Linked DNA regions of Homo sapiens: region 2 is linked to region 1. The links are chromatin loops, found by intact Hi-C in ENCODE. Cell type or tissue: mammary epithelial cell. All regions are shown on one strand. Links, peaks and the distances in the headings refer to the core of each region. The heading gives the core; the rest is flanking DNA. Region 1 overlaps VWA3B (von Willebrand factor A domain containing 3B). Region 2 overlaps VWA3B (von Willebrand factor A domain containing 3B).

Region 1 (12,562 bases), core at 2,081-10,080:
GGCTCTGCCTTGCCAAGAACTAACTCCGGCATTGACAGGCCCAGGGCCACATCTCCAGCAGGTTCTCAAGTTAGTAAACACACATCGCTTAGGCCATTTCCCTGGATTGTAAACTTATGCCTGGTTGCTACGCTGACAAACTCACCACTAATATCCATTAACTCTGCTCTTGCACTACATTAATAACATTATACAAAAGACATGGGGAGTCTCTCCCTCGTACTTTACTTCCTAATGATCCACGTCGTCTGAGGCTATTCGGGACATAAGCTACACCACTTCTTTTGGATTCCAGGTACCTGGAGGGAGTTTTCCTTTCAGTTTCCTTGAATTCCAAGTCATCACATTGTCACCATCCTTTGTGGAGAATGCAGGAAATTCTACACACTCTGTTCTCTCGGCAAATGCGTGGAATCTGAAACGTGAAGAGATGCTCATTAGGAAGGCAGTACGCAGGTGTCCGTGCATGCTTGTTCCTTCTCCTGGGACTGAACGTGCTCTTCGGCAGCACTGGGCATCTTCATCTTCTTAGCCATGGTCACTGCTTCTTCCTGCACCTTGTCAATTCCACAAGCAAAAGACAGGGAGGCAGAATAGCACAGAGAATTGTGAATGATGTGGGATTTTAACCGACAACTCATCCTTTCATTAGAGGGTAAATTAGCTCAACCAAATGGTATTTCTTGGTCCTGGGAAAATGACACTCTATGCTTATATTCTTTCTCTTGTTCCCAGGGTTCCGTCATGTCAACACAGCTTAGCCAAGCCAGGGGTCTAATGAGGGGCCCCAGTAGCACCCATCAGCTCTGTAGGTTCAGTGAGGACAGCTCATGACACAGACAGCATTTGCCTAATTTGCCTGCTGCTGATGGGCATCAGTCAACTTTAACTCAGCAAACACACACTTCCCCAGGAGCCAGGCTTAAGCACGAATGAGAAGCATTCCTGTGTAGACAAGTTTTTAGGACCTGTCTTTTCAAAGCATGGTCCAAGGAGCAGCAGGTTAGGAATACACACTCCCAGGCCCCCACCCAGCCCTGTGGAGTCCAAATATCCATTTAACAGGGTCCCCAGGGGGCTGACAGACACATGAAAGTTTGAAAGCACTGATGTAGTGCACAGGGTGATGGGCTAAGTCACACCCTCAAAGCCACTTAACTGGAATCCAAAAAGTCCATAAATAGCAGGACATTTCTTTCAGGTGGACAGAGGAAGTCACAAGTAATGCTCCACCAGCCACGCAGGAGTTCCGTCTCTGCCTAGCACCACACACTCAACTCAGAGAAATCCCAAGCACCGCTCAGGATGGAAATGTTGGGAGAAGTCTAGGGAACCCACCGCGGCTATGGAAATCCTCAGTCTCTTCCCAAAGGGTTTCAGGCGAGACTGGAATAATGACTTGACGGCAATTAAAATGTCAGCCTCATTCTGGTGCCCTTCCTAAAGCCAATGAACTCTTAGCCTGGTCATTCCCAACTCCTGCAGGAGCTTCATCCAGAGCAGAAATGTCCAGCTCCCTTGCCCTGTAGGGCAAGGAGGGGAGATGGGTGAGGTTTGCCCCAGCAGGCCCCATGCCCTGAGTGTCAAGGCCTTTGGCACCCAGGACCTTCCACTCTCTGATCTGTTTTCTAGATTAGAAAAGGGAGCAGGGCAGAAATTTCCTCTGGCTGATATAGTCTCGCTTGTGCAGAAGCAACTCAGCATTATGACAGGCTGTTTGAGCCTTAGAGCACAGCGCTGTGCTTGGACTGGTGGTTCTACCCAGACACAGCCTCTGGCACAGGGGAAGCCGGAGTCCAGTTGGAGGGTCACCAGACCAGGCAGCCTCCTGCAACCTGAGACACTCAGGACATGCCACTTGCAGCTGGAGAATAACTGCCCTCCAGCTGGGGCCCCATGGCCAAAGGTGCACCAAGACCAACCAGAAGCCATGGGGTGTCCAGGCAGGGAGTGGAGAAGGCAGGGGCACTACTCGTGATGGGTTACGCTTGCCTGCAAAGGCCCAGAGCATGGACAGGAGGATACATCAATACCTCATCCTTTTCTGCAAGACCCACCTCCATGGCTGCATGGCCTCGTTAGGTAGCTGAACCACAGCTTCTCTCACAGGAAATTATTCCCTGGGCTCTAGCATGCCCCAGATGAGCTAATCAGAGAACAGCAAGAGAGGTGACTGGCCAGTTGCCTCTTCTCTTTCAACTAGCGAGGTCACAGGAGGGAGCCCCCTTCTGTACTTAGGGGCTCAGGAACCCAGAATGGGAGCCACATACTTGATGTTAAAAGATTTCAAAGTGCCGTAAGAGCAGCCACAGCAATGGTCCTTAGAGTCCCAAAGTCTTGTTAACAATGAAAATTTCTAGCCCTTCACAGATCTTGAAAATTAGAATTCCTGGGGCTGCGGCTATAAAATTTGCATCTCAATCAAGCTCTCTGGGCAGGTATTATGCAAAGTGATGGGAAAAATTCATATTCCCGGGCTCTCTCTATGACGTGGAATGAGCCGGCAAGGTGAAGCCTGGCCTCTGTATCATTAACAAGCTCCCCAGTGACTGTGATGAGCACCTACACTTAAGAACAAGATGCCATCTTACCCTGTTAGGAGGGCTGTTATCAAAAAGAAAAAATGACAGATGCTGCTGAGGAGGCAGAGAAAAGGGAAGTCTTATAAATTGTTGGTGGGAATGTAAATTAGTACAGCCATTATAGGAAAGACTATGGAGATTTCTCAAAAAACTAAAAATAGAACTACCATACAATCCAACAATCCCACTACCAGGTATTTACCCAAAGAAAAGGAAGTCGGCATATCAAAGGGATATCTGCACCCTGTGTTTATTACAGCACTATTCACAATAGCCAAGATACGGAATCAACCTAAGTGTCCATCAATGGGTGAATGGATAAAGAAAGGTGGTATATACTTAATAAATACTATTCAGCCACAAAAAGAAGGAAATGCCGTCATTTGCAGCAACATGGATGGAACTGGAGGTCATTATATTACGGGAAATAAGCCAGGTATAAAAAGCCAAATATCGCATGTTCTCACTCATGGGTAGGAGGTGGAAAAGTTGATCTCATGGAGATGAGAGTAGAATGATAAATACCAGTGGCTGGGAAAGGTGTGAGGATCGGGGGATAAAAATAGGTTGGTTAATGGGTACAAACGTACAGTGAGATAGAAGGAGTAGGTTCATACAGTGAGATAGAAGGAGTAGGCTCTAATGTTCCGATGGTAAAGTAGGGTGGCTATAGTTAACAACAGTGTATTTTATATTTCACAATAGCCAGAAGAGGGGACTTAAGATGTTCCCAACACATAGAAATGATAAATAAGGTGATGCACATCCTAAATCCCGACTTGATCATTCCACATGCTATGCATGCAACAGAATATCACATGGGCCTGTGGCGAAAAGAGAGATCAGATTGTTACTGTGTCTGTGTAGAAAGAAGTAGACATAAGAGACTCCATTTTGTTCTGTACTAAGAAAAATTCTTCTGCCTTGAGATGTTGTTAATCTGTAACGCTACCCCCAACCCTGTGCTCCCTGAAACATGTGCTGTGTCCACTCAGGGTTAAATGGATTAAGGGCTGTGCAAGATATGCTTTGTTAAACAGATGCTTGAAGGCAGCATGCTCGTTAAGAGTCATCACCACTCCCTAATCTCAAGTACCCAGGGACACAAACACTGCGGAAGGCTGCAGGGACCTCTGCCTAGGAAAGCCAGGTATTGTCCACGGTTTCTCCCCATGTGACAGTCTGAAATATGGCCTCGTGGGAAGGGAAAGACCTGACTGTCCCCCAGCCCAACACCCGTAAAGGGTCTGTGCTGAGGAGGATTAGTAAAAGAGGAAGGAATACCTCTTTGCAGTTGAGATAAGAGGAAGGCTTCTGTCTCCTGCTTGTCCCTGGGCAATGGAATGTCTCTGTGTAAAGCCCGATTGTATATTCCATCTACTGAGATAGGGGAAAACCGCCTTAGGGCTGGAGGTGGGACAAGCTGGCAGCAATACTGCTCTTTAAGGCATTGAGATGTTTATGTATATGCACATCAAAAGCGCAGCACTTTTTTCTTTATCTTGTTTATGATGCAGATACATTTGTTCATGTGTTTACCTGCTGACCTTCTCTCCACTATTATCCTATTATCCTGCCACACCCGATAATGATCAATAAATACTAAGGGAACTCAGAGGCCGGTGCCGGTGTGGATCCTTGGTATGCTGAATGCCGGTCCCCTGGGACCCCTTTTTCTTTCTCTATACTTTGTGTCTCTTTCTTTTCCAAATCTCTCGTTCCACCTAACGAGAAACACTCACAGGTGTGGAGGGGCAACCCACCCCTTCATGGGCCCTATAAATATGTACAAATATGTATCAATTTAAAAATATTTAAAGAACAAGTGCTCTGGGAAGACGTTGTACCCATTTCAAGGAGAACTTAGGAAAGGATTTTATAATTCTCCTTGTAACCACAGAAGTAGCTGATCTTTCTCCACAAGAGACCTAAACTTACACACACACATACACACACACACACAGACCCAGGGTGCAGGGGCATATGTTTTTAAATGCAGGTTTTATTACTATTCGGGTATTGTGAGGCCAATAGATAAGGAGCCTACTGCCATTGAAAAGATAGTTTGTTACTCATGGTTCCCCTATGGACTGAATTGTGCTCCCCCAATCCCAAGCCAAAAAAATTCCTATGTTGAAGCCCTAATTCCCAATGTGACTGTCTTTGGAGATAGAACAGGAGGTAATAAAGGTTAAATGAGGTCATAGGGCAGGGCCCTGATTCTATAGGATGAGTGACCTTATAGGAAGAGGAAGAGACACCAGTGAGTGCGCCCTCACTCTCTGTCTCTCTGTCTCTCTCTCTTTCTCCGTCTCTCTGCTCTCTCTCTCTCCACACACACACAATGTCTCTCTCCTCTCTCTCTCCTCTCTCTCCTCTCTCTCCTCCCTCTCTCTCCACACACACACACACACACACACACACACACACACTCTCTCTCTCTCTCTCTCCTCTCTCTCTCTCACTCTCTCTCTCCACCGTGTGAGAACAGAGTGAGAAGGCAGCTGCCTACAAGGCGGGGAGAGAGACCTCACCAGAAACCGAATTCTCCTTCACCTAGTACTTCCCAGCCTCTAGAACTGTAAGAAATAAATACTTGTTAAGCCACCCAGCCTGTGGCAATTTGTTATGGCAGCCCAAGCTGACTAGCCCAGTTCCCAGGAGGAGAGAGGGGCACAGCGTGCCACGCAGGCCACACAGGGAAGCACCGGCTCAGCCGGGAGGCAGAGGGAGTGAGGGGAAAGGTAGGTGAGGACCTTTAGTGTGGATTCCAAGGGAAGGAACAGGAGAGGAAGGGTAAGCAGGCTATTTGAATAATTTCCCTGAGCTCTGGGGTGTAGGGGCTGTCCCGAGTTTTCTGGTGTGTGGCCCTGGAGTGATTAGGGTAGAGAACAGCGGTTCTAAGTGAGAGAGCCTGGATTGGCAGTGTGGGCTCTGGTTGGTTTGCATATGAAAGTGTGCCCCAGTGAGTAATTTGCTATCTCTAGGAATTGGCTAGCCCTGGGAGGGACAGGGTCTCCTGGACCAGCAAGGCACCAAGAGGTCAAAGCATAAGAATTGCAGAAAATAGAAAGTCATGATTAATACAAGACGGAGAAGAAAAGATGCAGAGAGACTAAATAATATACTGGAAAGAGGAGAACACAGCAACAGATTGGTTAAAGCCACGAAGAATGCAAGACCCACTGTTGATCCTGTGTGAGCAGGCAACCCGCTTGCTGTCACTCAAGAGCACATTTTCTGCCTACCTGCTGTGGGTCTTGGCACTCAGATCCTTTAGAAAAGCTATAGTGCCTTCTCCTCTGGCGTTGAAGGACACTGTGTAGACTGGACACGGGATCTCCAAGGCCCTCTGGAGGAGAAGCTCCTTGGATTCTTCAGGAACATCCCCCACCACAAAGTAGTAAATGGATTCAATCTGCAAAACAGTGGTGCCAACGGTTTATCTCCCTCACATGCCCTAGCTTGGTACTAGTCTCATCAGTAATACCCATTCTACAAAACGATCTCTTAGAAAAAATGGGCAGAAAGAATAGCAGCCCTGCCCAGGGTTTTCTGAGGACATCAGGGCCAGTCAGGAAGTGAGATATTCAAGGCTTGGTACCAGGAAGGTCTGTCAACAGTGGCTATTGTCTTGGGTAAGGCACGAGAAGAATATGGTTGGCAGATTTGGAGAACTTCCTCTGGGCCACAAATATATCGCACAGGTTCGGAGTGGTTATTTTCAAGTCAAGCAATGAAGGAAGGACTGGCACAGCCACTGCAGGCAGGGAGCTTATCTGCCATTGCCCGCGGCAGTGCCAGAATCCTACAATGCAAACTCATGCATCCTCTGTCTAAGGCAGAATGTGGAAAGGAGGGCACATCCTCAGCTGGCTCCACCTCTGGGCTCACCTAAGCAGGGACTCACACGCCCGGAGCTGGGGTGAGGCTGTCCTGACTGTGCACAGCTGGTCAGATGCCAGGTCCGCCTGCAGTGCCCTGCTTCTTGCCGCCAAACCAGGCCATGAGAAGAATGGAAGAATAAGCAACCCCTGTGTCAGGACACACCCCCCCCCCCCCCGCCCACACACACACACACACACAGCTTAAACCAGTGATTCTGGAAGATGCACACCTCCCCCAGTAAGCAGACAATCCCAGAGAAGTGCCAGCTGCTGAATTGAGAGACAGAGAACTCTCTATCTCAGGGCGGCCGCCCCTCCTGCTCTGCTGCAGCCCGGCCACCCTCGCTCCTCCCGGGACGGTGCTTCCACAGTCCTCCCCACCCCTGCCACCCAGGAGCTCTGTCACCTCAGGCAACTGACCTAACTTCAGTGTCTTCCCTTGTTAAAAGGGAGATAATGCAGTTTATTATTCATGATGGCATTGAAACAGGATGACTTCCAACTATGTGTGCATTTCTATACATCTCAGAAAGTAAAAAACCCAAGGAGAGCCAGGAATCCATATCCTCTCAACCTGGCCTATAAATGTCCCGATGGACTGTGTCCACACATAAATGGGGGAAGAAACCCCAGCAAATGCATTGTGTTAGAAGGTAAATAGATGTCACCATCCCTTTAGGATTCATGACCCTCTCCTTGCTCTAATCCCAAATCCCAATAAGCTGAAGATAGTCAACAAATGGCCTCACCTCAGTATCTATCCGAGGCCTTAAATGCACCTGGCCGGGAGGGTGGGGGGCGGGAGTCCTCATGGTTGATTTCTAGTTGGTTGGGGTGCTCTGCCTGCAGCAGATGGAGCAGACTGTGCCAAGGAGGTGGAAGGGATAGGGGTGGGACGCAGTGGGTGGGGCCCAGACTGGGACTTAGGAGAAGGACAGAGTGGGAGCTGAGATCAGGCCACTTGAGGCACAGAAAGCCCTGGCCCCTCCCAGGCCTCTTTCTCTCAGGCCTTTCAACGCCAGCTCCTGATTCTAAAAAGTACTGATCGAGCAGTAAAAGACTGAGGAATATTGTAAATTTATACAAGTCAGTAAACTGGAAGCGAGAAAAAACCCTGAAGGAAGGAAGAAACCATCTTCTCCAGATTCCTTGTAGCCAGCCAATACTGCTCTTCCAGCAGATGCGTTCTGTTTCACTCTTCTCCTGGTCTGATGCATGACCTTGTGGGAGACACATTTAAACGGCTTCCACTTAGCAGGCCTATTATTTATCCGAGTTTTCCAGCTGCGGCAGTGCCCAAGTTTAGCATGGGGACAGGTTCATCCTGTTGCAAGGATCTAAGTGACACATGGCCTGAGACAGGGGAGCAGACACAGAGTATTTTCTAGGGTTGGTCAGATGAAGAGGGAGGTGAGGACACACATCTCGAGGTGGTCTGTCAGCCACTCCTGACACCACACACGTCCAATGCACGTCATGTAAACTCAGCTTCTTTCCTCTGGCACTAATCCCAAAACCTGAAGTTCTTGTGCAGAAATGTTTTTCCCTTGAGATTTCATCAAACTGAAAATTGCTGTGAGTCAGGATTTATTTTCCTTTACTAAGGTTATGACATTATTCACTATTCATTAAGTTCATTACTCGGCTTCTTAATCACATACATTTTCAGTCAACTCCCTGTGTTACGCTACAGATTTCCTGGGACATGCTTTACATTGAGACCACCTATCCCCCCCACTCTCCTGTACACGGTCTTTCTGCCTCTCCTTTCTGCTCACGTGATGACACTTAGAAAAACAGAAAGGTGGCCGGGAGCGGTGGCTCATACCTGTAATCCCAGCACTTTGGGAGGCTGAGGCGAGCAGATCACGAGGTCGGGAGATCGAGACCATCCTGGCTAACACAGTGAAACCCCGTCTCTACTAAAAATACAGAAAAATTAGCCGGATGTGGTGGCAGGCGCCTGTAGTCCCAGCTACTGGGGAGGCTGAGGCAGGAGAATGGCGTGAACCTGGGAGGCGGAGCTTGCAGTGAGCCGAATCGTGCCACTGCACTCCAGCCTGGGCGACAGAGCGAGACTCGGTTTCAAAAAAAAAGAAAGAAAAGAAAAACAGAAAGGAGGATAAATATGCTACCTATTCCTGTCTGCCATCAAACTGGCAAAATGCCTCTTAAAGCAAAATGGCTTTAATACTGTTGGCTATTTGGGATGATAAACTAAAATGAATTATCTCACTCAATACAACAGTCCTGTGGAGCATGAATTATTACCATGCCCAGTTTACAGATGAAGAAACTGAGGCTTGGAAAGGAAAACTGAGTTGGCCTTGAAGCTGGTAAGCCTAGGCTGCCTGGCCCCACAAGCCCTGCCCTTGCTGTCCACGGCTACGCTGTGCTATTTGTGGCAAGGCTGGTCACCTGTTAGAGATGAATGTGAGCCCCAGAATTCTGAAAGTAAGAGCAAGCAATAGAAGGTGGCCCCAGACAGTCACTTTTTTCACTTCTGTGGTTACCCCACCATCCAAGGGTTCAGGCTCCTACCCCAGATACCAACATCACTGACCAAAAGTTGGGACCAGGAGATTGTTTGGCTTAAAGGAGTTATCCTCATGGGAATCTGCTCCCTTAACCAGTGTCTTTGAGCTCCTTGAAGGCAAAGTCCAGTCCTGAGGCTCAGTAGCAGCCTTCAGTCCAGGAGTAGCTTCCTCACCGACCACATTTCCCTAAATGCTGATTTGCACCGAATTTGATAAAATACATGAGTTCCATTCAGCTCCTTTAGAGTGAGTAAAAAGCTCTTGCCACTTCATATGACATCAAGTAGGGAGGAGCCTTTATGTTTTCACTTGAAATTCCTTATTCTATCTGGGCCATTCATTCTGCAGCTTCACACAGTAACATGCATTCTGCCCCGCCAAAGAGTCCTTGACATCTTCCTAGCTGCAGCTTTTGGGGGAAGAAAGAAACAGATTAGGAGTGTGTGCTTCTACTCTGACTGCCCTCTGCTCCACTGGCCAGAGCCTGTGCTCTCATCCCCTAGGCTTCCAGGTATAAAAATCTTCACTCTTCAAAGAGCAAAAAGAAAGTCAACCAGAACAGCAGCAAAAGATCCAGCAAAATTCTGTCTTGTTCTGCGTACACCTTTGAACACTGCAACATTTCTGGCCAACTCCAGTCCCTGGATCTGACCTCCAAATCCTCCCTGTACCTGTGGGAACCCTCTGCTGTCTCAGCCCATTTCATCTGATTCCCTCCATGGTAGTGACTGTCCCCATGGTATTGATCTAGTTCACCTCTCAGATCCCTCCTAGGATCCTTGACCACCACCGACTTTCTGGCCTCCCAGGTTTCAGGGTCTCTGTCCCCACCTGCCATCCCCACCAGGGTCCTACAAGACTCAGCAAATTCACCTGTTCAATCCCACACAGACCATCTCACTTCAAGTCACAAAACCCAAATCTATGCCATAGCTTGGAAATGGGACCCACATCTTCCCCTCAAACACAAGAATATGAAAATTATTTCCTTTCCAACCTTTCACTGTTCAACAAGCATTTATAGAGCCCTTGTTAGGCATCAGAGACACAAAAAAGAAAAGATCTGATGCCTGCCTGAACCACTAAAAGGAAATAAATGAACTGCCAGGGTCATGGATTAATGTGGCCAGGACTTCGGCTTTCAGTCCAGCAGTGAAGGTTCTTTATGAAATCATGTGGGTCTGTCTTTAATCCACTCACTTGGTCTCCCAGGAAATATGATTAAAAGAAACCAAAAACTAAACAGATGTGTGCCAGCAGGTGGATAGAAGAGAGGCTAAGAACAGAATCAGAAATGCAGGTATCTTCTGGGTAGGTGGCCTTGTCCTGGCAGAGAAGCAAAACCCCTTGGTCTTCTTAGGCAGCTTAGAACCAGGGCTCTGGGTAAACAGCCTTCCCTTTCATCCTGTACACCACCCTTCCTCGTGAGGCCTGGGAAGCTACTAACTTCCAAAGATGCATGTCCTGGACCAGGGCTACTGAAGAGCAGAAACTCTGTGCCGGTCCACACACCTGGTCTCTGAGGATGTCAACCCCCTCAACCACCAAACATGTCCCCAGGACCCCACGTGCTGCCCTCCCAGTGAGCCAGGTTCCTTTTCATGAGACACAACAGTAATTCATCTATCAATCATGCTCTTTCAGTGCTATGTGTCGAGCCAGCATTTCAACAGACCTCCCACTCTGCATGTGCTCTTCTTAGACCTCAAGGCTCTCTCTCGTTGCTTCCTGTTTCAGTCTTCCTGGCCCGCGGTGGTTACAAAGCCTGTGCCTGGAGGGGGCCAGGAGCCTCTCTGGGCATCTTCCTTCTCCATGACCAAGCACGTGGTTCAGCCCTACTCCTCATGTGGGCTTGGTATAGAAACGGGACTTGCATGTTAATTTGTGGGCACAAGACAATGCCCACTTTCCTGGCTCCTCTCAGCACCCGCTCATGGAGGGAGATGCTAACTTGCAGCAGGCTGTCATCAGTAGGAACAGTCTAGGTGTTTATATTAGCTGCTCAAAAAATTCTTTAAGCCTTCCATCTTTTCTATTCAGAGCAAACTGCAGCCATCTGGATGAATTCAGAACTCGCTGGGATGGGCATGACAGGTGTGGAGCAGAGAAGCAGGACTTATGGGAACCCACTCCCCCCTGCCACACACACATGTGTTTTTTAACTCCTCATAAAACATAGGACACGGCATTTTTATATGCAAGGCAGTTGCATTTGCTAGAATTTTCCTTGAGACCACCCCCAGATCAAGGCTGTGGGCAGAGGGGCACAGCGGTCTGTGCAGGGCTTGCATGTGCTGCTCCACGGTCTCTTCTCAAAAGCTTTCAGGCTGCATTTGATGATCAGTGCCTGGAAGCTTCTTTCTTGATTCCTTTTCTTCCATAGGACTTCCCTGGAACTCACTGAATTGTTCCTTACTTCCTGGAATAGGAATGAACCCCGGAGAAAGGAGAGGCACGAACCAGAAGGAGTGAAACAGAAAGACAGGGTCACTGGCGGATCCTGCAGTCAGGTCAGGGGGCCACAGGCAGCTGTGACCACAATAGCCAGGTTCATAGACAAAGAGAACAGCTGTGTGCCCAGGCTCATGCACACACACCCTGAGCCTGGGAATGTTCCATTTTTTTGAATGCTTATTAAGGTGTCCAGACACTTGAAATTTTACAGATGTTAAAACAAACTCAAAGGACCAAGGAACAAACTAGCTTGTATCTGGTTCTTCTTTAATGGAAAACATTTGTTCTTTTGGCCTTGGAAGGAAAAGCAATGTGTTTCCAATTACAAACCATTGCCCTCAGTATTGATAAACACAGGCCGGTGACCACTGGGGGCTATCTTTCAAGATGCCAACACGTGGCTTCTTTCTCCAACAATGGACTTCTTGATGCAGCTGGGTAAAGTCTGAAACCTACAGAAACCCCAGACTTCCAGAGTGGAGGAAGCACATAATTGTTAAGTAACTGTATCCAAAGGCAAGCAGACCTTCCCACAGGGAGTCCAGGCTGGCCAAAGGACCCCGCCTGCCCAGAGTGTGTCTCCACTGGCTTGCCACTGCCCCAACACTCCCATCACTAGAGTCACTCCCAGAAACACAGACCCTGTGGCTCAAAGAGACATAACACACCACCATCTAATCACTTCTTCCAGGTAAAGCTTTATTTCCAAAAATGTCCCTATCAAAATTCATGTCAATACATTGACATCCAAAAATGGATGGAGTCATCAGCTTGCGCGTACTTCACCTTGGAAAGTGTGTGACAGATGACAGATCCATCTGTGAAGAAGAGTAACTAGGAAAGATTCAGAATATGGATGCTGGGAAAACCTTATTTCCTCATCCTCAGGGTTCTATGAGGAGTCTTCCAATCTCTCTCTCCTCCTCATAAGAGATAGACTGACTGATCTAATTGGTAGGAGAGCAAGAGTGAAGTTAATATGGCAAAGATGCACAACTATGGCCTCACTCCTGTCCCTTCTCGGTGCTCGGTGGGTGTGAGTCGCACTCGGCTCTCCCGACACTGGCTAAACAAGGGTCTACCCTGCATCCCCAGTCACCCC
Region 2 (12,562 bases), core at 1,938-9,937, 48 kb before region 1:
AGATTTTCCCTGCGCTGTAGCAATTACCCTGCATCCTAGGGTAAGCCAGGAAACAAGTCGTGCATCAATTCTGCATTTTTCTAATTCAGTTTTTATATTTTCTTCCTTGCAGTTTGTCATAAATGCACAGCAGTGAGGGGGCAAGAACATAACATGGTGTGGCTCACATAGCCCCGACGGACAGTGCCCTTTCCATGGAGGGCATGTAGGGCTCAGTGGCCGGCCAGCCTAATAACAAGTGGCAACAGGACTGGAGTTCCCCCTCTGCTGGAGTTACAACATCTCAGTAATGACCCTGACTTTGAATCGGAGCCTTCAAGAATACATGAGGTGACACTGCATTTGAGGGGGGGGCCTTGATTTTCTTTCCCAGGTGTCTCCTCTGGGCTGCGGTCACCCGCCTGTCACCTGCCTGTCTGCCCTGGGCTTGCATTTTAGGTTCACTTCACAGCATGTACCTGGAACTTTGCCACCTCCTGAAAGAGCCTGCCTTTGGTTTTGCAAATCTGCCATGTTCATTTTATCCTGATTTCTATTTCACATTGGGACACTTCTTAGTCTTTCCATGCTTCTAAACCTTTGACACCTTGTCTTCTGGTTCCTGTTCTACACCTCTCTGCTTCTCAAGGTGTGGCCCCTGGACCAGCAGTGTTAGCATCATCTGGGGGTTGTTATGGATGCAAATTCTTGAGCCACATTTCGGACCTACTGACTCATATGCATGATGCTGGAGTTAAGGCAGCACTGCTGTCGAGCACTGTCCTTCATTGGGAGCCAGAGTCAGGCACTAGGAGAAGCTGTATTCCTACAAAACCCACAATAGAACTGCAGCTTTCAAAGTTTTTAATGGTTATAGCCCTTTGGAGGATCTGACTCCTTATTTGCTGGGATTGCGCTGTATGCTGGCTGCTAGTCACTGGAATAATGAGGGAAAATACAAGAGGACCACAGAAACGCCTGCTGCGCTGGGCATACTCACCAGCAATTTCTCTTTTCCATTCAATATGGGGGAACAAAGGGCTTCTCTATTTGCATAATGTTGAATAATTCTGAAACTCATAATGCCTGATTTCTCCAAACCCAGCCCCTGGCTTATGTACAACTCACTGATGTCTAGAACTCATTCCCAGCCTTGATCTCCACTCCCACAGATGCCCTTTGGAGAAGGGTGAGGAGGGAAACAGAGGAACCCTGTTCTTCACAGAAACCCAAGCTGGTTTCTCTCCCTGCTGCCCCTTCCCCTGCCTTCTGACCCGATGGAGGCCTCACCCACCCAGGACTTGAGGGGAGGCCCCAGCCCCTCCCAGGAGTGCACTTCACCTACCGCACTGGTCTGCACGGACTCATTCTCCGGTTTGGCTTTTATATCCACAACCCCATCAGCGTGGCGGAAAGAGCAGTCGGCAAGCACATCATACAAGGATAGCTTCTGGGCCTTCAAGCCATATTTCTGCAGCCATGTCTTAGAGTCCCAGGTGTCTTCTGGATTCGATGCAATCTCAACAGAGGTTGTTTCTGACTCTGTAGAATCACAGCTTGTCAGCCATTCATACTGCATGAGCCATTCATATTACACCCCCAACTTAATATTGACCAACTTGGAACGTGTTCTTTATTAGACACAAAGCCCATGTTTCATTTCAGAAAACAGCTTTCCAAAGCAGGACTGGCAAAGAATTATTAGGCTTTTAATGGCAAAAACCACGACTACTTTTGCACCAACCTAATAATTCAAAAGACTGCAAAGCAGGGTTACTTTTTATTTCACTTCCTCCTCTACCAAAGTTGACTGGCCCCATGCCTGGGTGAAGGTGACCAGTAGACCAAGGCTGTGTGTCAGGAGCCATGTATGTGTAAGGATGGAGTCAGAAGCTCTGGCTTCAAGGCCTGGCTCCATCACCTTCTAGCAAGTTGCTCAAACTTGGGTGAGTCACTCCACTTGACCTCTCTGAGCTTAGGCAGGATTCTTCACCTGCAGCTGGAAGACAGTATTTGCTTGGCCTTCCTAGGTAAACTGCAGCAATCCAGTGAGAAAAGTTATGTGAGGCCAGGCATGGTGGCTCACGCCAATAATCCCAACACTTTGGGAGGCCAAGGCAGGTGGATCACCTGAGGTCAGGAGTTTAACACCAGCCTGGCCAACATGGCGAAACCGCATCTCTACCAAAAATACAAAAATTAGCCAGGTGTGGTGGCAGGTGTCTGTAATCCCAACTACTTGGGAGGCTGAGGCAGAACTGCTTCAACCTGGGAGGCGGAGGTTGCGGTGAGCCGAGAATGCACCACTGCGCTCCAGCCTGGGCAAGAGAGCAAGACTCCATCAAAAAAGAGGAAAGAATGAAAGAAAGACAGAAAGAAAGAGAGAGAGAGAAGAAAAGAAAGAAAGAGAGAAAGGGAGGGAGGGAGGGAGGAGAGAGACAGAAGAAAGAAAGAAAAGAAAGAAAGAAAGAGAGAAAGAAAGAAAGAGAGAAAGAGAGAAAAGGAGGGAGGGAGGAAGGAGAGAGAGAAGAAAGAAAAAGAAAGAAAATAGAAAGGGAGGGAAGGAGGAAGGGAGGAAGGAGATAGATGAAGGAAAGAAAGAGAAAGAGAGAAAGGAGGGAGGGAGGAAGGGAGGAAGGAGAGAGAGAGAAGAAAGAGAAAGAAAGAGAGAGAGGGAGGGAGGAAGGAGAGAGAAGAAAGAAAGAAAAAGAGAGAAAGAAAGAAAGAAAAAGAAAGAAAGAAAGAAAGAAAGAAAGAAAGAAAGAAAGAAAAGAAAGAGAAAGAAAGAGAGAAAGGAAGGAGGGAGGAAGGGAGGAAGGAGAGAGAGAGAGAAGAAAAAGAAAGAAGAAAGAAAGAAAAAGAAAGGAAGAGAAAGAAAGAAAGAAAAGAAAGAGAAAAAAGAGAAAGAAAGGAAGAAAGGAAGGAAGGTAGGTCACGTGAAAATGCTCTGTAATGTGGTGGAAAGAGAAGTGATGAGGTGGAGGCGATCAACACGCGAAGGCTAGGAGGCTGCCTCCCCTGAAGCCCCTTTGTTACCTTGGTGAGTGTGTCCTGACTCACAGCCTGGCTTTCCACCCTGCAGGCTCAGAAACCTCATGTGCCCTATCTAGGACAACTCACCTTAGCTTCACAGGGAAAAGAATAACCACAATGCCAATTGCCTAAACATCTCCAGCCTCAGGCACATTCTCGTGGTGTTTTCCAGAGGTAATCTACACTGAGAAGACTGTGTTATGTTACCTGAGCGGGACAAGCCAGCATATCACACAAGCAGAAAACTATTTTTCCAGATGACTCGAAACTTGGAACAGCACCTAAGGGAGAATGAGCTACTCAGGGGTGGACACAAAGGAGGGGTGAGGAACTGTGAAGCTGAGGAGGCACTGGTGTCTGGAGCTGGCTGTGCACATCTCCCAACTCCATGCTGGGCGATGGCCGCTTGGTAGGATGAAAGAGACCATGGTGGGAGTATTTATGGAATCTGGAAATCAGCACATGCTACACATCGGGGCTTTTTTCATTCCCGGGAGTGGGTTGTTAAACATTTGCACACCACTGGAAGGAAGGCAGAAAGGACCCTGAGATTTTGGCCCCACTGGGACCACGGGAGCCCTACGAAGACGCAGAAGGGGTTCCTGGCAGGGAAATGTTTTTTTCTAACATGAACTATCACGTAGGATGTCCACCAGCGCTATAGAGTTTTGTTTAACTCCACTTACATTAATGGCTCTCAACCTTTCACAGTGGCATCCCCTGAGGAGCTTTAAAAAAAATACTGATGCCTGAGTCCCATCCACTAGATTCTATTTTAACTGGTTTGGGAGTGTGGCCTGGACATTGGGATTTTACAAAGCTCCCCAGGCAACTGTATTGTGCAGCCAAGCTTTGCCACTGGCTTAAGGTGGAAAGGGCTTCTCAGTTATGACTTGGTAACCCCATCAGCTGATGCTTCCATCAGACACACATGCAAGTGAAGTACTATTAATTAAAAAGTAGCACTCACTGTTAGGGAAACAAAAATATGACCCAGGCTTTCCTATTACTATATTTAAGGGGATATAGAATTAGGATAAGATGGGAAGACATAAATCATGTTAGAGCCAATTCCTTCTGTATAATGTGTAAAGGACCTGCCCATTAATGCTTCATGAGACCCATGTCCTTGAATTTTAATAGAACACCATTGAAAGAATTCACTCTGAAACCTACTAGAGTGGGGACTTCTCAAAGAAGCTTGTTCTGGATTTTGAACTTTAAACCAACCTTGCATCAAAAGCCCCTCAGAGCAGCATCCCCGACACCTGGAGCTGGCTTTTCCATGAATCACAAAACATTTTTTCACGCTTCTCCGGGAGCTCAAGCCAGAGGCTTCTCAGAGCTCCGAGTCCCTGGGGTTCGCCTGCACACTCTCTCCCATCACAAAGAAGCAGCAAAAAGAGGATGCCGCCATTTCTGTCAGGGAGATCAGCCTCCTTGGAGAAACCCTTGGGGTGACATTTTCTTCAATTATTATTAATTATATTCCCATTCATTGTGTTTCTGCTTAGGAAGACCTTTCCTTTTCTCCTCTCCCTTTTTTTTCCTGATCAATAGGTGCAGTAGGAAATTAAATTTTCATTCAATTATTTCCATAGCAACACACACCTTATTATACCCTTCTGCTCTGTTTTGGGCTGCCTTCTTTTAAAAAAGTTAAGAGCCCTCTATCAAGTATAAATTCAAGTGTACCACAGAACTTCCTAAAAACACATTCGAACCAATCCTCGCAAGGGTTTTGAAAGAGTCAGAGACTAACTTCTGACTCCAACTTCACAGTGGACCAGGCGGTGCAGTCCTGAGGGCAGGATTCAGGCTCCCAATTACCATCTGAAAAGGGGGTTCAGGCAAGCCGCCAGAGCCACCTGAACTTTCATAGAGGAAAGAAAGGATGACCAAGCAATCAAAACCAAAGAACCCAGGCACTCTAAAGCTAAAGAAAGGAGAAAAAAAAAAAGGAGGGAAATCTTTTAACTTCCAGTGCTAATTACACCAATTAGTGGCTGAGTCTCATTTTCCTGGGAGGGGCAGGGAAGGGCATCATCCATTCACTAGCGTCACTTACTAAGGGGTCCTTTCCTTTTCCCTGCAGTTATCTTAATTAAAAATGTTACATGAATTCTCACCCACAGAGAATTCATTTATTATAGAAGTATGAGCTCACAGCTAATCCTGATTACATGGCTTTCCTATTCCACAGGACAGATTGCTAAAGATGTTCTTTCTGTTATGAGAAGGGAGCACATCTATGCCACAGAATTGACCAGCCCTGTCCTCCCCATCCCACTTGTCAATCTCAGAACATTTTTCAATGAAAAAGACCTACTGGGAAAATGCTTTTGAAAACCATCCCTGCTATAGCCAGGGCCACACACAAATAGATAAATTGGGCATAGGTATCAGTGCCCACTCCTCTTCCTGTCCCTCATCCACCCACCCTCCAGGTTCAGCTCCAGAGGGGCTCACAGCCATCAGGGATTTCTCACCACCATAACTCTCTTCTCCCAGCCTCCTCCACTGAATGTTACTTGCCTGGCACCTCATTCCTGCCACGCTAGCCCCACATGCCTTTCAGGGGGGCTGTCAGCGTATGAATAAACTGGAACTCTAGACCAAGTCTGATGTTTCCAAGAGTGGGTCCCACAGAAACTGCTTCCACTGCATGTCAGTGGCTTCTACTCAGGAAGAGGGCTCCTTAGACAAAAAGTTTGGGGAGCTTGAAAGGAAAGTTTCAAAGGATTCTTGATCACAGGACTTCTGTAAGACTTTCTTAGGGGAATGGGCAGTGGGGCTTACCACAAGCAAGATTCCCAAAGCTATTTAGCCCCAGAGTCTTTCTGCATAGAACATTTTAGAGGGCTTGTATTTGAGAGACCATAACCCCTGTGATCATGGGTGCCATGAGACAATGAACAAACTCTTGGCCACCACATGGGGAGTGGTACAGGAAAAGAATGCTGTGAATTAGCTGAAAAGGAAGGCAGAAGGAAAGAAGGAAGGAGGGAGGAAGAGAAAGAAGGGAGGGAGGGGAAGACCGAAGAAGGGAAGGAAGGAAGGAAGGAGGGAGGGAGGGAGGGAGATGTTTGGTATAATATGGAACAATTGAGATTAGGAAGTGAGACAGGATTGATGGAGTTAAGGAAATTTAGACTGAGTGACCTGAAATTCACATGTTAAGTGGTGATGATGAGGGAGGGAGGGAGGAAAGGAGGGAAAGATAGAAGGGAGGGAGGGAGGGAAGGGAGGACAGAAGAAAGGAAGGAAGGAAGGGAGGGGAGAAAAGAAGGAAGGAAACCAGAATTGAGGACAGCTGGGAAAGGAGGGAGAAACATAACAACTGTCAGGAAAAGAAATGTGGTCTCGCCTGCTGGTGAGATGAGTGAGGTTTCAGCCCTGTGAGCCGGTTCAGCATGGAGCAGCTGCAAGGGCTGTGGGTTCTCTGAAGGTAAGATGAAGCCCATCCCAATCTGAGATCCGGGAGCCAGGTGGCGACAGTGTGGTGTGAGAGAGAAGCTCGTCTCTGAGCAGTCAAGCCCTTTGCTGCAGTTGCTAACTAAACCTGCTGTCAACCTACACTTGCTAAAGTACCATGCAATAAGCATATCTGCCTGGCACTGCAGGGGAGCCAAGAAATGGGGAGGAGGGAATGAAGGAGATGGAGGATGGTAACCCACCAACATTCTACCAAACGGATTCATTGTGGAGATCAGGTAAATGTTCTCTGGAGCACCCCACGGGCTTTCAACAGCTTGATTATAATGTGTCTAGGTGTGGGTGTCTTTTATCCTACATGGAATCCATTTTGCTTCTTGGATGGGTAAATTAATGTTTTCATCAAATGTAGGGAGTTTCCAGCCCTTACATCTTCAAATATTCTTTCTCTCTCTCCCCCATCCTTTGGGGACTCCCATTGTTCACATGTTGTTATGTTTATGGTATGCCATTGGTCTCTAAGACTCTGTTTGGTTTTTTTCATTCTTTATTCCTTTTGTTCTTCAGACTGGGTAACCTCAATTGAGCTATCTAAAAATTCATTGGTTTGTTCTGCTTTCTCAAATCGGGGTGTTGAACCCCTCTAGTCAGTTCCTCATTTCAATACTTTGTACTCCAGAACTTTTTTCAACTACAGAATTTCTATTTGCTTCTTAAATAAAATTTCTCTCATTATTGATATCTCTAATTGGTAAGACAGTGTTCTTATACTTCCTATGTTCTTTAGACATAGTTTCCTGTAGTTCTTTGACATATTTAAAATCGCTTATTTAATATCTTTATCTAGTAAGGTCAATGTCTGGGCTTCCTCCTGGACATGGACAGTTTCCTCATGGACAATTCCCTCATGGACAGTTCCTATGGATTGCTTTTTTTCCTTTGTATGGTCCATACTTTATTTCTTTGCATGCCTCATTTTTGTTGTTGTTGACAACTGGACATTTTAAATAATAAAATGCAGCAACTCTGGAAATCAGATTCTCCCACCTGCCCAGAGTTTGTTGTGATTTGGTGGTTGTTTGTTTATCACTCCTGAATTCTGTAAAATCTGCATTCTTTATCATTTGTAGCCACTGGAGTCTCTGCTCAGTTAACTCAGTGGTCAGCTAATAATTGAACAGAGATTTCCTTAAATCTTTTGGACTATTCCTTGCTGAGGAGCTGTGTGTGTATCAGGCCACACTTTCCATGCTGTAGCAGTTAACAACTCTCCCTCAGCCTTTACTTCCTGCTTGTGCAGAGCCTCAGGGTCAGCCCAAGATGAGAGCTTAGGGCCCTCCTGAGTCTTTTTTTGAACATATGCATAGCCTGGGCATGCCCACAGCCCTGTGCATGTGCCTGCCTGGGCTATGCATGATAGATTCCCAGGAATACCTCAGAGCTTTGGAAAGACCAATGGACATCCCATTCCCCAGTTTTTCATCTTAAGTGTTTTGGTTTACCTCTTGTTTGTCCTGACTGTTATCTACAACCTTAGTCAGCCACAAAATTAATCAATCACCTCTCATTGTTTTTGACAACGGTTCCCAGGGAAAAGGCTTTTCCCACTGAGGAAGAACTGAGTGAAGTCAAATAAAGAAAGCTTTGTAACTGGGGTCTTCCAGAGAGCCAGTGAACAGGTCACATAATGAGAATTATCTGGAAATGAAGCTTTGAAGGAACTCCAACCCCATCCTGCCCCCTCCAGTGGCTGTGAGCCTGTGGTTTCCACTGTGATCACAAACTGTTCGTTTTTAAGGTTAGTGAGGAGCTGGAGCTGGGGAATGTGAATAGGACTAGCTAAAATGCCACCAGCTCACTATTCTTACTGAGATTTAATTATTTTTCTTGAATAAACACTTCCCAGATTGCTGCACACCTTGGGTTAATTTCTAGAGTTATGAAAAAGGTTGATTCTGATAAGGTCCTTATGCCTTCTATGAAGGAGAAGTTTTGAAGGTCCTTAACTCTGCCATTTTTGCCCAGGTATTTTTGGTGTTTCCATAATTAGGGGTCCAAATACACGAAATATAATTCCTCAATAGATTTGTTGTGCTTTTCCACAGTCATTTTTTTTTTCTTTTGAGACAGAGTCTCGCTCTGTCGCCCAGGCTGGAGTGCAGTGGTGCGATCTGGGCTCACTGCAGCCTCCGCCTCCCGAGTTCAAGCAATTCTCCTTTCCTCAGCCTCCCGAGTAGCTGGGACTACAGGCGCCCGCCACTACACCCAGCTAATTTTTGTATTTTTAGTAAAGATGGGATTTCACAGTGTTGGCCAGAATGGTCTCCATCTCTTGACCTCGTGATCCACCCACCTCGGCCTCCCAAAGTACTGGGATTACAGGCGTGAGCCACTGGCGCCCAGCCCTCCACAGTCATTTTTTAACAACATGATTTTTAACATTGACATTTCACCATACCTGTATCGCATTCCAGTATCTTTCCCAAGTTATATGTATAGCATCTACAAAATGCTAATCGACCAATTCTCCCAAATTTGGGGAGAAAATTTTCAGCAATTAATCTTGAATCATGGGAGAATTACATGGTATTTTTCTGCAAATGTTTGCCATGTGTGCTTTTTGTCTGGAAAATGCGAAGCTCAGTGCCCATTGGAAAATACATATTTGAGTAAGCACAGTCTTGGTCCTTTCTGGCATTCTCACTTGTTGCTTATCAATCAACCTTGTCAAAGTTCACTTGACTCTACACAGAGCTCTACATATATAAAGGCATTCTGAAGAAAATGTGAGTTCTGGGAAGAAATATTATTTTATCCTTTGCCTTGCCTGAAGTGTGAACACTTTGACAAGTGTGTCATTCGCTTCTGGTTGCATAAGAAACCAGCTGCGCCCTGCCCCAGATCTCTTCTGCAGCCTTCTTTGAGCAAAAAGGGAAGACACTCTTGAAAAGATAAACATGTACAAGTACTCTGTAAATTAGCTTGTTCTGCTCTCAAATTGCAAGTCATCCTGTTGGTAAAATAGTCTTCATCTAGTACACTTATTAAACATCTAGCATTGGTGCAGAACAGAAAACTCAGATGATATGTTCACCTCTGTGGCTATCAGAGTCCAAAAAACTAGGGGTCAAAGATTCAGAAACATGGGGTTCCTGCTTGATATGTCTATATTTATCTTTATACCAAGAATGTTCACTTCACCCCAATAGTGTATCTGAATTCTCCACCTACATAGTCAATTGCGTCCTTTATTTCTCTACCGGGCTCTCAAGGATTCTTCAGTCTCAATAGGTTCAAACAAAATGTGTCATTCCCCACCCTGACCCAGTTCTCCTCCAGCATTCTCTCAGTGTAGTGGACGACACCATATCCATCTAGGAGCTTACTTTTGACACCTCCATCTCCCCCACCCCCAAGTCCTATTGATGCGGAAGTGCTGGGAAGGGAAGAGCTGGTCCCTTTAAACGATATGGAAGTGGGGAAGGAAAGTGCTGGGTACAGGAAGGGTGTGGACCCTGGCTAGGGTTCCACCCCCATGGACCTAGGTGGGGACATGCGTTTCTGTTTTCCTGCCCAAATGTTGCATTTCCCAAGACCAACCTGGCCTGTCACGCCCCCATTCTGTGCAGAGACAGAAGCAGCTGGACATCGAGAGGAGCATATCGGAGGAGGAACACACAGGTGGCTGGATGTCGGGAGGAACGCACCGGCATGCCAGCAGGCCCCTGGCCAGCAGGCCCCTGACCAGCAGAATGACGCAGAGTTTGGCTGGGGCAGTCAGAGGAGAGCCCAGGCTGCCAAGCCGCCTGACTCCAGGGGAAAACCATCACCCTTCTAGCTCCCCTATCTGCTGAAAGCTAATTCCACTCAATAAAACCTGGCACTCATTCTCCAAGCCCACGTGTGATCCGATTCTTCTGGTACACCAAGGCAAGAACCCAGGATACAGAAAGCCTCTGTCCTTGCGACAAGGTAGAGGGTCAAATTGAGCTGGTTAACACAAGCTGCCTATAGATAGCAAACTAAAAGAGCACCCTGTAACACACGCCCATTGGGGCTGCAGGAGCTGTAAACATTCACTCCTAGACATTGGCACGGGGTTGGCACCCCACAGCCTGCCCATCTGTATGCTCCCCTAGAAGTTTGAGCAGCAGGGCACTAAAGAAGCGAGCCACTCCCCCATCACACATCCTGCAAGGGGACAAGGGAACTTTTCCTCTTTCACTGTCGATTCAGCACCCAAAGTCTCCCTCATACCTGCCCATTTATCACCTTCACAGGCTCCTCCTACTCTTGTCCAGGATGCCACCATCACTGTACTAACATCTTTATTCTCTTCCCTCATCCTGTTTGTCCCCTCATCTCCAACTTGTTTCCCACCCTGTAGCCAAAGTGATCTTTTTTTTTTCTAAATGTAAATCTGATCTTAGCATTCCCCTGCTTACAATCCTCTAGCAGTTGGCCATTGGTATGAAATTGAGGGTGAACCCCTGTACCGCGGCCTCCAGAGCCAGCACAATCGGGTCCCTGCTTCCCTCTCCAGACTCATCACTGGACACTGCACTCCAGCCACACTCCTCTTTTCAGTTCTTCTAAAGTGCTGTTCTCCTTTCTGCCTCGGGGCCTTTGCATATGCTATTCTTCTTCCTGGCATACACTCCCGGCTCTCTCCCATCTTTTCACCTCATTAACTTACCTCTTCAACCCTCAGATACACGCTCCAAAGTTATTTCCTCAGGAAACCTTTCCTTGACCCTGGGAATAGCTCAGAAGCTCCCACTTTTCCTCAATCGTAAATACCCCATTTGTGTTCATCCGATTTTCTACCTTCACGGAGCAAGAGATGGTTCATGTAGGTCCTGCTTTATGAGGGCCCGTTCCATGTCTCTTATTTACCATTACATCATCACCTACCATAGTGCTACATTGAGTAAGCACTAAATAAAGGAAAGAATAGACGAGTGGATTAAACTTTTCTTAAGCCATCATTACATTCTAACTATGTGACAGCACATTTCTAGGTGTTTTACATGTGTTTTCTGATGTAACTTTCCTAACAGTCCGTGGAGTAGGTATTATCATTATCATTCACATTTTGCAAATACGGAAACTGAAGCACAGATAATAAGTGTCTTGCCCAGCATCACACAACAGGAGTGGGCAGAGCCAGGTTTAATATTGTTCTGGTCGGGCACGGTGGCTCACGCCTGTAATCCCAGCACTTTGGGAGGCTGAGGCAGGCGGATCATGAGGGCAAGAGATAGAGACCATCCTGGCCAACACAGTGAAATCCCGTCTCTACTGAAAATACAAAAATTAGTTGGGCATGGTGGCGCACACCTGTAGTCCCAGCTACTCAGGAGGCTGAGGCAGGACAATCACTTGAACCCATGAGGCAGAGGTTGCAGTGAGCCGAGGTGGCATCACTGCACTCCAGCCTGGTGACAGAGCGATATACTCCATCTCAAAAAAAAAAAAAATCTTCCTAACTCTGAGTCTGTGTACTTCATCACCACCCAGGACTATAAAGACATCTTGCTGATTATTTAATACAATACTAATGAAAATAAGCACCATCCCCCTCTCCATTTGTTCAAAAAATATGTGCTCTAAACTCCTGTAGACCTACTGTAGGTTGCAACTGCCTGCAGAGCCTGAATGAACCTTCAGCCATTTCCTTGTCTTTTGAAACTGAATTTGGTATTTTGAAACAAGCAAGTATTTGGAGCCAAATCTTGAGTCTCAGATGGTAATCTTTTGGACTGTCTTTGTTCATGATTAAAGCATGACTACACAATGTGATTCGACTAATGATTTCTACTGAGTCACAAAATGGCTGTGAAGGTTATTCCAAATGAGGAGTTCCTGAAATGCTTTGAGAGGCAGCATCATCAAAGAAGGGTCAAGCTTTGGACAAATTCTATTCATTGATTGATTGATTCATTCATCCATTCATTCATTTTGAGACAGAGTCTCGCTCTGTCACCCAGGCTGGAATGCAGTGGTGCGATCACCACTCACTGCCACCTCGACTCCCCACTTCTCAACTCAAGCGATTCTCTCACCTCAGCCTCCCAAGTAGTTGGGACTACAGGTGCGCACCATCATGCCTGGC

Evidence for each region. A loop is a pair of places that touch in the nucleus more often than their neighbours do. Peaks named below come from ENCODE experiments on the same cell type or tissue, not always from the same donor. Only the 100,000 strongest peaks of a DNase experiment are listed, where the experiment ranks them.
Region 2: it touches region 1 in a loop (2.2-fold over the local background); 2 of 110 quality-filtered maps call a loop at or near these places.

Annotation. Positions count from the first base shown.
Region 1 is chr2:98,121,677-98,134,238 of GRCh38, reverse strand. VWA3B (von Willebrand factor A domain containing 3B) reads right to left here. Exons shown (of 28, transcript NM_144992.5): 6 at 5,831-6,000; 7 at 300-415. Among named protein-coding and RNA genes, the nearest start is that of VWA3B, 41 kb to the right of the region's middle. RefSeq lists enhancers at 1-569, 1,298-1,883, 1,884-2,470, 3,429-4,255 and silencers at 5,399-5,693, 10,508-10,617. In mammary epithelial cell, for the core only: no CTCF peak of the experiment used is centred there; a DNase peak (open chromatin) is centred at 6,488.
Region 2 is chr2:98,169,975-98,182,536 of GRCh38, reverse strand. It overlaps VWA3B (von Willebrand factor A domain containing 3B), which reads right to left. Exons shown (of 28, transcript NM_144992.5): 9 at 1,325-1,521. Among named protein-coding and RNA genes, the nearest start is that of VWA3B, 89 kb to the right of the region's middle. In mammary epithelial cell, for the core only: a CTCF peak has its summit at 6,507; a DNase peak (open chromatin) is centred at 3,136; H3K27ac peaks cover 1,659 bases.